Regions from separate parts of the Homo sapiens genome. Here region 2 is linked to region 1. Evidence: read pairs that join two places in POLR2A ChIA-PET (ENCODE). Cell type or tissue: Caco-2. All regions are shown on one strand. Each heading gives the region's core, and the rest is flanking DNA. Links, peaks and the distances in the headings are about the cores only. Region 1 overlaps ASAP3 (ArfGAP with SH3 domain, ankyrin repeat and PH domain 3). Region 2 overlaps RPL11 (ribosomal protein L11).

Region 1 (5,377 bases), core at 151-5,150:
TCCGTTAGACAAATCTGTTAACTTCTCTGAGCCTTGAGTGCCTTGTCTACAAAATGGGGATGATACTAGGGGACTTGTGGAGTTGCTGAGAAGATGAATGATTTGTAAATATGTACAAAATGCTGAGCAAAAGGCCAGAGGGGAGAACACACACATCTCTATCTTCCCTTAAGATACAAAGCAGGGTACACTTGTTCACCAAACCCCAGGCTCAATAAACAGTTATGTCAGGACAAGGAGGAAGAGGCCAGGATGCTATGGGTGAGCAGAGAGGGGTTGGAGGCATTCAGTTACCTGAGTCTGGGGAGATGGCAGAGGGTGGCGGGAGCACACTCCATCACCACTGGGGAGAACTGGAGAGACAACACCAGATAACCCCAAAGCCCAGAGGCTGCAGAACAAACATCAGAATGTGGGAAAGGCCAGAGATGTGATGGCAAGAAGCAAGTCTCACATGCCCCAAGCAGGCTCAGCCTAGATGGGAAACACTCCCCCTTTCAGTGGGGCATGGAAGTTGACAACCTCATGAAATCCTTGCGAAATGCACAGTTAACTTGGAAAACACAGAATGTCGAGCTGGAAGGGGCCCACAGATGAGAAAACTGAAGCCAAGAGATGGGAGGCCCTTACCGAGAGACACATGGTGGGGAAGCCACAGAGCTGGACTTCCCGGGTGCAACAGAACAGTGTTCCATCCATGTACCACAGCCCCACCCTGACCCCAGCCCAGCTGTTCTTCCCAGTGACAAAAATAAAATGGGATCAGAGTCTGATTTCCAGAGTTACATGACAAGAGTTAGTAAACACATTGGAAATGGTACTGCCAAAGATTCAAAATGATACCCACAGGAGAACATGCATAGGGCAGAACTCAGAGGCAATGTGGAGTGTTCTCAGAGGCCGGTGGCATGTGGGAAGCCTCTGGAGGAAGGGGGGTCTAGTTACGAAGCTCAGCTCCACTACTCGGGGGCTATGTGACCTTGAACAAGTTGCCTATTTTTTTTGAGACCAAGTTTTGCTCTTGTTGCTCAGGCTGGAGTGCAGTTGCACAATCTTGGCTCACTGCAACCTCTGCCTGCCAGGTTCAAGCAATTCTCCTGCCTCAGCCTTCTGACTAGCTGGGATTACAGGTGCCCACCACCTGGCTAATTTTTTGTATTTTTAGTAGAGACGGGGTTTCATTGTGTTGGCCAGGTTGGTCTCAAACTCCTGACCTCAAGTGATCCACCCGCTTCGGCCTCCCAAGGTGCTGCGATTACAGGCATGAGCCACCGTGCCCGGGCACAAGTTGCCTATTCTTTCTGAGCTTCCTGATTAGCCATGTGTAAAATGGGGAAATCGATGCCTACCTCTCAGGGTTGGTATGAGGGCTATATGTATGAGAGGATGCAAATACAGGATTTAGCTTGGTGCTAGGCATGGAGTATGTTCAAAATGAACAGCACCTGTGATCGTTATCATCAGCTGCTGCTGATGCTAGGAAGGTCTGCCAAGTTCCAGGTGCTTTTCCTACAGGGGCTAGAAATCTAACATTCTCCTCCTCGGGTGTGAACTTGAGACACTTTCATATTTGAGATCCGTGGAGGCCCATCCCAGGGCTGAAGAAAGAAAACAAAAGAATCAGGAAGATTAAGGAGACGGCATCATATTTGAGTTGGTTAAAACATGAGGCTGGGCATGGTGGCTCATGCCTATAATCCCAGCACTTTGGGAGGCAGAAACAGGAGGATCACTTGAGGCCAGGAGTTCAAGACCAGCCTAGGCAATATAGTGAGACCTTGTCTCTACCGAAAAGAAAAAATAAATAAATTAGCTGGGTGTGGTGGGGTGCACCTGTAATTCCAGCACTTGGGGAGGCCAAAGCAGGAGGATCACTTGAGCCAAGGAGTTCAAGACCAGCCTGGACAGCTTGGCGAAACCCCATCTCCATGTGGTGGCATGCACCTATAGTCCCAGCTACTTGGGAGGCTGAGGTGGGAGGATCACCTGAGCCTGGGGAGGTCAAAACTGCAGTGAGCCCTGATTGCGCCACTGCACTCCAGCATGGGTGACAGAGAGAGCCCTGTCTCAAAAAGCAAAGCAAACAAACAAAAAACAACCAAAATGTTTCTTACTAAAGAGACAAAGAGGTGGAGGGGAGAACGTTTCTTTCTAAACTGGCCAACAGAAAAAGAAAAAAAAAAAGAGGCAAGAACATGGCCACTTCTATGGTTCCCCAAAATCCAGATGGGGAAACAGAAGCATGTGTTTACCAAATCCCTTGATCCCCATCTTGAAACCTGGAAAGCTAAAAGGTGAGTAATTTAAGGAGCTATGATTTCGCTCTAAAAGACAATTCAGGTTAAAGATATGAACAACTGGGCCAGCACAGTGGCTCACGCCTGTAATCCTAGCACTCTGGGAGGCCAAGGCAGTGGATCACCTGAGGTCAGGAGTTCAAGACCAGCCTGACCAACATGGCGAAACACTGTCTCTACTAAAAATACAAAAATTAGCTGGGCGTGGTGGTGCACACCTGTAATCCCAGCTACTCAGGAGGCTGAGGAAGGAGAATCTCTTGAACCCGAGAGGTGGAGGTTGCAGTGAGCTGAGATGGTACCACTGCACTCCAGCCTGCACAATGGGAGCGAGACTCCATCTCAAAAAAAAAAAAAAAAAAAAAAGATATGAACAATTTCCAAAAAAATTTCCAAAATCCCTAGAGGGCAGATCCATGTACCTAGCACACAGAAGGTGCCCAATAAATGTTTACCTAAATGAATGATGGTTTGCAAAGTCCTGGGACATGGACCTGAGAGGAGTATGTTCATGCTCTAGATACATTCTGAGGAGTCTTCCCATCCCATGACACCCATTTTCTGAAAACTGCCCTCCCTTCCTCTGGAGGTGGGCCCCTGCAGCCTTGTTTGTTCTAGCCAGAGTCGACAGACACCTGGTTCAAGCTAAACCAATCAGATTCTCTCTCCCACCTGACCCAAGCTGGACCAATCAGATTCTCTCTCCAAGGACTTTGGAATTGGGCTCTGGAAAGCTAGTTGACTGACTGAAATGCTAAAGCTGGGATGTCCTTCCTGCCACATGCAGAGAGAAAAGAACAGAGCAGATGTGTAGAAAGACATGAACAAGCCCCACACCGCCACAGCAAGGCAGAAGAGGAAGAGTGGTGCTGGTTTCTGGCAACTTTCCAGATGCTACCTCTTCAGAGGCAACCTCCACACATTATGTCTTTGGTGAAATTCCATGAAATACCCCTGAATCCACCCAACGAAGTTCCTTTAAGCAAGTTTGAGAAGATTTCCCTTCCCTGCAGTGTGGCAGAGATCACTGGGTGGCTCCCAGTGTCCATTCTCTCTTCTTCCTTCACAAGAAACCTGACTTTTCAGATGGCCACTTGGCGACCTAGAATAAAGACTACATTTCCTACCTTGCAGCTAACTGTGGTCATGGGACTAAGTCCTGGCCATGGAATATAATATTTTAATTGTTAACTTCCAAAAAGTATCTTACAAAGAAGGGAGATAACCCCCAAACTCATCAAGTTGTATACACTGACTATGTATAGCTTTTTACATGTCAATCCTACCTCAATAAAGTGGCTTTAAAAAATTGAAAAATAAAAAGGAAGGGAGGGACTACACACCTGTTAGAATGGCCAAAATCCAAAACACTGACAACACCAAATACTGGCAAAGGGAGGCCGGGCACGGTGGTTCACGCCTATAATCCCAGCACTTTGGGAGGCTGAGGCTGGTGGATCACTTGAGGCCAGGAGTTCAAGACCAGCCTGGCAAACATGGTGAAACCCTGTCTCTACTAAAAATACAAAAATTAGCCAGGCGTGGTGGCACACCGCTGTAGTCCCAGCTACTCGGGAGGCTAAGGCAGGAGAATCATTTGAACCTAGGAGGCGGAGGTTGCAGTGAGCTGAGACAGTGCCACTGCACTCCAGCCCAGGTGACAGAGTGAGACTCCATCTCAAAAAAAAAAAAAAAAAAAACCAAACAAAAACACACACACACACAAATAAATAAATAAATAACCCCAAAACACAAATACTGACAAAGATGTGGAGCAACAGAAACTCCCATTGTTGGTGGGAATGCAAAATGGTACAGCCACTTCGGAAGACAGTTTGACAGTTTCTTAACTAAACGTACTCTTGCCAAATGAGTCAGCAATCATACTCCTTCATATTTTCTCAATGAGTTGAAAACGTATACATACCTGCACACGGATGTTTACATCAGCTTTATTCATAATTACCAAAATTTGGAAACAACCAAGATGTCCTTCAGTAGGTGAATGGATAAAGAAATTGTCATGCATCCAGAGAGTGAAATATTATTCATCACTGAAAAGAAATGAGCTATCAAACCATGAAAAGATGCAGAGGAAAGTTACATGCACATCACTAAGTGAAAGAAGCCAATTTGAAAAGGCTACTACATGATTTCAACTATACGATATTCTGGAAAAGGCAAAACTATGGAGACAGTAAAAAGATCAGTGGTGGCCAGGGATGGGGGTAGTGAGGAGGAACAGGTGAAGCACAGAGGGTTTTTAGGGCAGGGAAACATTTCTGTATGATGCTATAATGGTGGATACATGGAATTATACACTTGTCCAATCCCACAGAATGTACAACACTAAGAGTGAACCCTAATGTAAACTATGGACTTTTGGTGATGATGTGTCAATGTATGGTCATTGAAACAAATGTACCACTCTGGTAAGAGCTGTTGACAGAGGGGGAGGCTGTGTGTATATGGTAACTCTATGTACTTCCTGCCCAATTTTGCTGTGAACCTAAAACTGCTCTAAAAAATAAAGTCGATTTTTTTTAATTTAGAAAAAAAGGGCCTGGGGTGGGGTGGCTCACGGCTGTAATCTCACACTTTGGGAAGCTGGGGCGGGAGGATTGCTTGAGCCTAGTTCGAGGCCAGCCTGGGCAACATAGTGAGAGTCTGTCTCTACAAAAAATTAAAAACCAGGCATGGGGCATGGGCCTATAATTCCAGCTACTCAGGAGGCTGAGGTGGGAGGACTGTTTGACCCCAGGGAGTTGAGGCTATAGTGAGCTGTGATCGTGCCACTGCACTCCAGCCTGGGCAACAGAGCAAGACCCTGTCTCAAACGCACCCCCCCACAAAAAAAAAAAACAAAAGAAAAAAGGGGAATGCAAGGGTACCCTCTGTCACCCCTTTCTTCTGGCTACAATGTGCTGGCGATGTCTAGAGCTCAGGCAGCAATCCTGGACCATGAAGTAGAAGCCATTTGTTATGGATGGCGGAGCAACAAGATATCAGCCTTGTCCCTAGTGATTAGGAAACTACCCTAGCAGCCCCAGTCTACTTATCTGTGGAATTCTTTAATATGA
Region 2 (5,377 bases), core at 67-5,066, 240 kb after region 1:
GTGAATGGAGTTGGGATTTGGGGATGCAAAATATAGTACTATTTGCTGGGTATCTTCTTTAAAGTTAGAATATTGGGCATCTTGACAAATCAGGGGCTTCCAGGGATGATGGTTTAAAAGAACATCCAGAACTAGGCCTTCTCCCTGTCACCATGAATGGGGGTAGATGGAAGGGGAGGAATATGGCTTTTAACAGGAGCCCCCTTTCTCAGATGATAGTGCAGTTCAGCACAGTGTAAAAACCAGCCAGCTTCCTATTTAGTCCAGAAAAGGATGGGATTCAGAGCCCAAGTTCATGTATCAATCAGATGTGAATTCTCAAAAGTTAGCCATTGCTGCAATCTCTGCTGTTGCCTCCTGTTCTGAAAAAATTAAATCTCTTCTCTTTCAGTATGATGGGATCATCCTTCCTGGCAAATAAATTCCCGTTTCTATCCAAAAGAGCAATAAAAAGTTTTCAGTGAAATGTGCAATTCTGTTGTGTGTTCTGTGAAAGGATCCTGGCCATATTCAAGTCCTTGGACCTCAAGCCACTTAAAGCTTCGATGGGAGTAGCTGGTAACAACCCCGTCATCCTCTGATTGGATGCCAGTATTTCCTGGCAGATCCAAGTCCAAGCTTCATAGCATTCATTGCCTGTGCTTGCCACACCTTGGTTGATGTGCTGTGGTGCAGTAGCCCCATTTGGAGGGGAGGGTTTGGTTGATGTTGGGGTTTGAATTTAGAGCCTTGGTTAAGCAGGGTGCAGTGCTCCTGTGTTCCAGGAGGCCCCCTGCTATTCAGTGATTCTGTTCTGTACTAGAAATTTTATCAGCATTGATGCGTCATGAAGGAATGACAGGCTTTGGTGTGATGGTTGAGATTAAATTTAGACTTAACTGTTCAGGCTCAGGTTTCTTTTACAATGAGAGTATAAGGTTCTTGGGAGGCAGTATGTGCAGATAAGAGGGCAGTCTTTCCGTTTCCAGCCCTTTCCTTTAACTGTTACCTCGGGTGAGTTGTTAATCTGCCTCAGTTTCCTTATCTGTATCAGGAGGCAGTAATAGTAGTATCTCTCAGAGGATTAAATGATTTAATACTTAACAAAATGCTCAGACTAGCACCAGCCACGTAGTGCTCAAAAGGGGTTTCATTTTTGTGTTTGGGTATAAGAAATATTACTTCTGCTAGCTTGCTTCCCTTTGGTGCAAAAATGAAAATACTTTCCCTGTGGTGATTGTCTTTTTTTTTTTTTTTTTTTTTTGAGACGAGTCTTGCTCTGTTGCCTGGGCTGGAGTGCAGTGGCGCGATCTCACTGCAAGCTCTGCCTCTGGGTTCACGCCGTTCTCCTGCCTCATCCTCCCGAGTAGCTGGGACTACAGGCGTCTGCCACCACGCCCGGCTGATTTTTTTTATTTAGTAGAGACGGGGTTTCACCGTGTCAGCCAGGAAGGTCTAGATCTTCTGACCTCGTGATCCGCCCGCCTTGGCCTCCCAAAGTGCTGGGATTACAGGTATGAGCCATCGCGCCCGGCCCCTGTAGTGATTTTCTATATCTAACTGAAGTCGATGCTCAAAAGCCGCCATTTTTGTTTGTTTGTTTTTGGTGGTGGTTTTTTTTGAGACAGAGTCTCTTTGTCACCCAGGCTGGAGTGTGCAGTGGCATGATCTCTGCAACCTCCGCCTCCTGGGTTCAAGCAATCCTCCCACCTCGGCGTCCCGAGTAATTAGGATTACAGCCATCCACCACCACGCCCAGCTAGTGTTTTTTTGTAGAGATGGGGTTTCACCATGTTGGCCAGGTTGGTCTTGAACTCACCATCCCAAAGTGTTGGGATTACAGGCGTGAGCCACTGCACCTGGCAAAAGCCATCATTTTTCTGACGCAATACTTGGCCATTGGTTCATCATTTTCAATTTCAGGTTTAAATTTTGGAGCGCATGTTAATTCAGTTAGATAATTTACTAATTTGTGACTAATTAGAGTTCAGTTGTCCTTGGGCCACCCGTTCATTGCTGTTCAGAGGTTCTCAAATTTGCTGCTTTTGTAGGTATTTTGAAACCTGGAAATAGATTATTTGGTGTGCCTCATTTTTAAATGAAAATAAAGTTACCTTATCCTGTAAGATGAGCTCTAGTTGGTGAAAGGGGAGAATCGTGGAACATGTTGCCATATACTTTTTATTTCATTTAAAATATGAGCTTTTCATTTCTCAATCTTTTACTACAGGGCCAGGGCCCCCACCTCAAATGGGGTGAAGGAGTCTCATTCTTAAAATTCATCTTCATGTTTATAGGGGGGAACCATACTTGTTTTTTACTAACTTCTGAATTAAATAACATGCCATAAACATGTTTAAGAACAGATCTGGTGAATGGATAGTTAATTAGTGCTGGGTGTGGAGAACAAATGCTGGTTTCATCTAAGTAAAGCATTTCAGAAATACAAAATGTAGAAAGTCTCTCAATTTTAATAATATAAACCTGCTAAGCCTTCATTTGGTCCTTGTGTATTGTCTGTGTACTCAGTTGACTTCTCATTAAAAACAAAACTGCTGTGCTCCTGACCCAGTGGAAGAAGCACTGTTGGGAGTTCAAAGAGCTAACCAGGTTTTAGTCCTAGCTCTAAATGGCATTGAGATTTTGGGCAGGTCATGAAACATCTGGAGGACTGCAACCACTAGAGACAGACAACCACCCAGTAGCTAGACAGCTAGCCCCTATTCTGGCTAGAAGCTTGACTTGCAAACAAATGTCCTATTGGTATCTAAAGCACTGTCATTTGTGGTTGAACTTGTACCAAGTGGGTAGATAGGATCGCCTGGGAGTTTGTTAAAACTCGTGGGCCCTACCTCAGACCTACTGAATTAGAATCTAATTTAACGAGATCTGCGGGTGATTTGTACGCATACTAAAGTGTAGAGGTAGTGGCCAAAAAAAGCAGGAAGGGCATGATACCCAAGGAGGTTTCCTTAATACATTTAGTTCTTATGAAGTTCTTACTGTGTGGTTATTTTTCTCGTTTCTTCAGCTGCTACCCATGAAAGTCTGGGAGTGGACCCTGTCTCAGAAAAAAAAAATGAATAAAAAATTATACACAATAATTACAATACTGAGGCGACAGTGGGTTCTCTTTTACTATTAGAAACACCAAATAGTAAACACAGCTAAGGCTTTTTTTTCCTTTAGACATAGTTGGGAGGTGTTTTTACTTTTTCCCTTTAACAGTTGCGTTCTCAGTACATTGCAGTGGCTATACAATATTTCATTTTGGAAATGTATGGGACATAATTATGTAGCTGGCACTAAATGTCAGGAATGTCAGTTTCATTAAACTATCCAATAGAGGCTCTTTTATCCTGCTGTCTTGCCCTCTGTCCAGTGAGTACCTTTAAGGTCCTTGCAAGGTGTCTTGAGCTGTTCAATGGTGTGGTATTGTGGAAAGAATGCTAAACAGGAAAAAGATTATCCATCTTCATTTGTTTTTGAGACAGGGTCTTGCACTGTCATGTGCTGGAGTGCAGTGGTACCATCACGACTCACTTCAGCCTCAACCTCCTGGGCTCAAGTGATCCTTCTACCTCGATCTCCCGAGTAGCTGGGACTACAGTTGCATGCCAGCATGCCCAACTATTTTTTTTTTTTTTTTTTTTTTTGGTAGAGAAGGGGTCTCACTGTGTTGCCAAGGCAAGTTATCCATGTTCTGATTTTGGTTCTGCTTTCCCTGCTAGCGTTACGACCATGGGCAAGAAACCTGGCAAGTTACAGTCTGGCCCTCTAAAGTGGAGTATGTTGGATTTTTGCGTATAACCCTTTATCTTCTAAACTGTGTGCTTAAGCTTCCTTTTCTTGCAGTTTAACACTCTGGCTAGTCCTAACCTGCTAAACTCAACGCAAATGCTGAGGTGCTCCAGCCAACTGGTGGTTGAAGACCAGAATGAGTAGTCTACCAAAGGCAACTGAGTGCTACAGGGTTAAGGCCCAAGCCTTCTAGGTACTCTGGCCCAGAAACCACCCACACATAGTTTAAGCTGCCAGCCACTGGGGACCATGCTAGTGCCTGGGGATACAGAACTAGTCAGAGCTGCTTGTTATGGAAACCACAATGTGGTTGTCAGAGGGGAATCCAGCCTAAGATACCTGGAGGGCACCAGGAGAACTGAACTTGACTCTGCTTAAGGTGGCAAATGCAGGAAAGCTTAGGAAACAAGTATAAATGGTTTATTTTCACAAATCAGTGAACCAAACTGATGTGTGATGATACCAGTTGACCTTTAACGATTTTAGGAAGTTTTGTAATTACCTTTTGTCAAGATTGATACTTTTTTTTTTTTTTCCCTGAGACGGAGTCTAGTTCTGTCACCCAGGCTGGAGTGCAGTGGTGCAGTCTCAGCTCACTGCAGCCTCTGCCTCCCGGGTTCAAGCTATTCTCTTGCCTCAGCCTCCCGAGGAGCTGGGATTACAGGCGTCCGCCACCATGCCCAGCTAATTTTTGTATTTTTAGTAGAGACAGGGTTTCGCTGTGTTGGCCAGGCTGGTCTCGAACTCCTGACCTCGTGGTCCACCTGGCTCAGCCTAAGATTGATACAATTTTTTATGCAATAAGTATGTAAGTAGTTAACCTGGAATCTAAAAGGAGCTTGAAAGGCAAAGGCATTCAACAATAGGCACAAATGAAATTCTAGACCCTCTCAGTTACCCTGCTTGAACGTATGGCTTTGATAACATGACTCAACTCTGAAATGCTCTGATGATTGCCTCTGGAACACAGTGCTTTATTTTTTGCTTTAAAGATCAGTTCTGTTCAAACATGACATGGCGTATCATAGTGGCTAAGAGCACAGAGTTTGGAATTTAAGGCTGGGGGGATGAAGAGGTTGATTAATGGGTGTAGAAATATAGTTAGAGGAAATAAGACCCAGTGTTTGATAGATCAATAGGGTGACTAGTTAATGATTTGTATTTTAAAATAGAAAATAATTCTTTTTTTTTTTTTTTTTTGAGACGGAATCTTATCGCTCTGTCGCCCAGGCTGGAGTGCAGTGGTGCGATCTCGGCTCACTGCAAGCTCCGCCTCCCAGGTTCATGCCATAAAATAGAGAATAATTCTAATGTTACCAGCATAAAGAAAGATAAATGTTTAAGGTAGCAGATATCCCAGTTACCCTGATTTGATCATTACACATTGTACGAATGTATCAGAATATCACATGTACTCCAAAATATGTACATCTATTTTGTTTCAATAAAAAAAACAGGCCAGGCATAGTGGCTCATGCCTGTGATCTCAGCACTTTGGGAGGCCTAGGTGGGCAGATCACTTGAGTGCAGGAATTCAAGACCAGCCTGGGAAACATGGAGAAACCCCACCGGGAGTGGTGTTGCGCACCTGTAGTCC

What was found. ChIA-PET counts read pairs that join two places held together with the same protein. Peaks named below come from ENCODE experiments on the same cell type or tissue, not always from the same donor. Only the 100,000 strongest peaks of a DNase experiment are listed, where the experiment ranks them.
Region 2: POLR2A ChIA-PET joins it to region 1 with 5 read pairs; 3 of 35 experiments call an interaction of 5 or more read pairs at or near these places.

What each region holds. Positions count from the first base shown.
Region 1 is chr1:23,456,530-23,461,906 of GRCh38, forward strand. The region is part of intron 1 of ASAP3 (ArfGAP with SH3 domain, ankyrin repeat and PH domain 3); the gene reads right to left. Among named protein-coding and RNA genes, the nearest start is that of ASAP3, 25 kb to the right of the region's middle. In Caco-2, for the core only: no CTCF peak of the experiment used is centred there; a DNase peak (open chromatin) is centred at 2,952.
Region 2 is chr1:23,695,953-23,701,329 of GRCh38, forward strand. RPL11 (ribosomal protein L11) reads left to right here. Exons shown (of 6, transcript NM_000975.5): 6 at 392-883. The coding sequence ends at 421. Among named protein-coding and RNA genes, the nearest start is that of RPL11, 6.8 kb to the left of the region's middle. RefSeq lists an enhancer at 1,598-2,219. In Caco-2, for the core only: no CTCF peak of the experiment used is centred there; no DNase peak of the experiment used is centred there.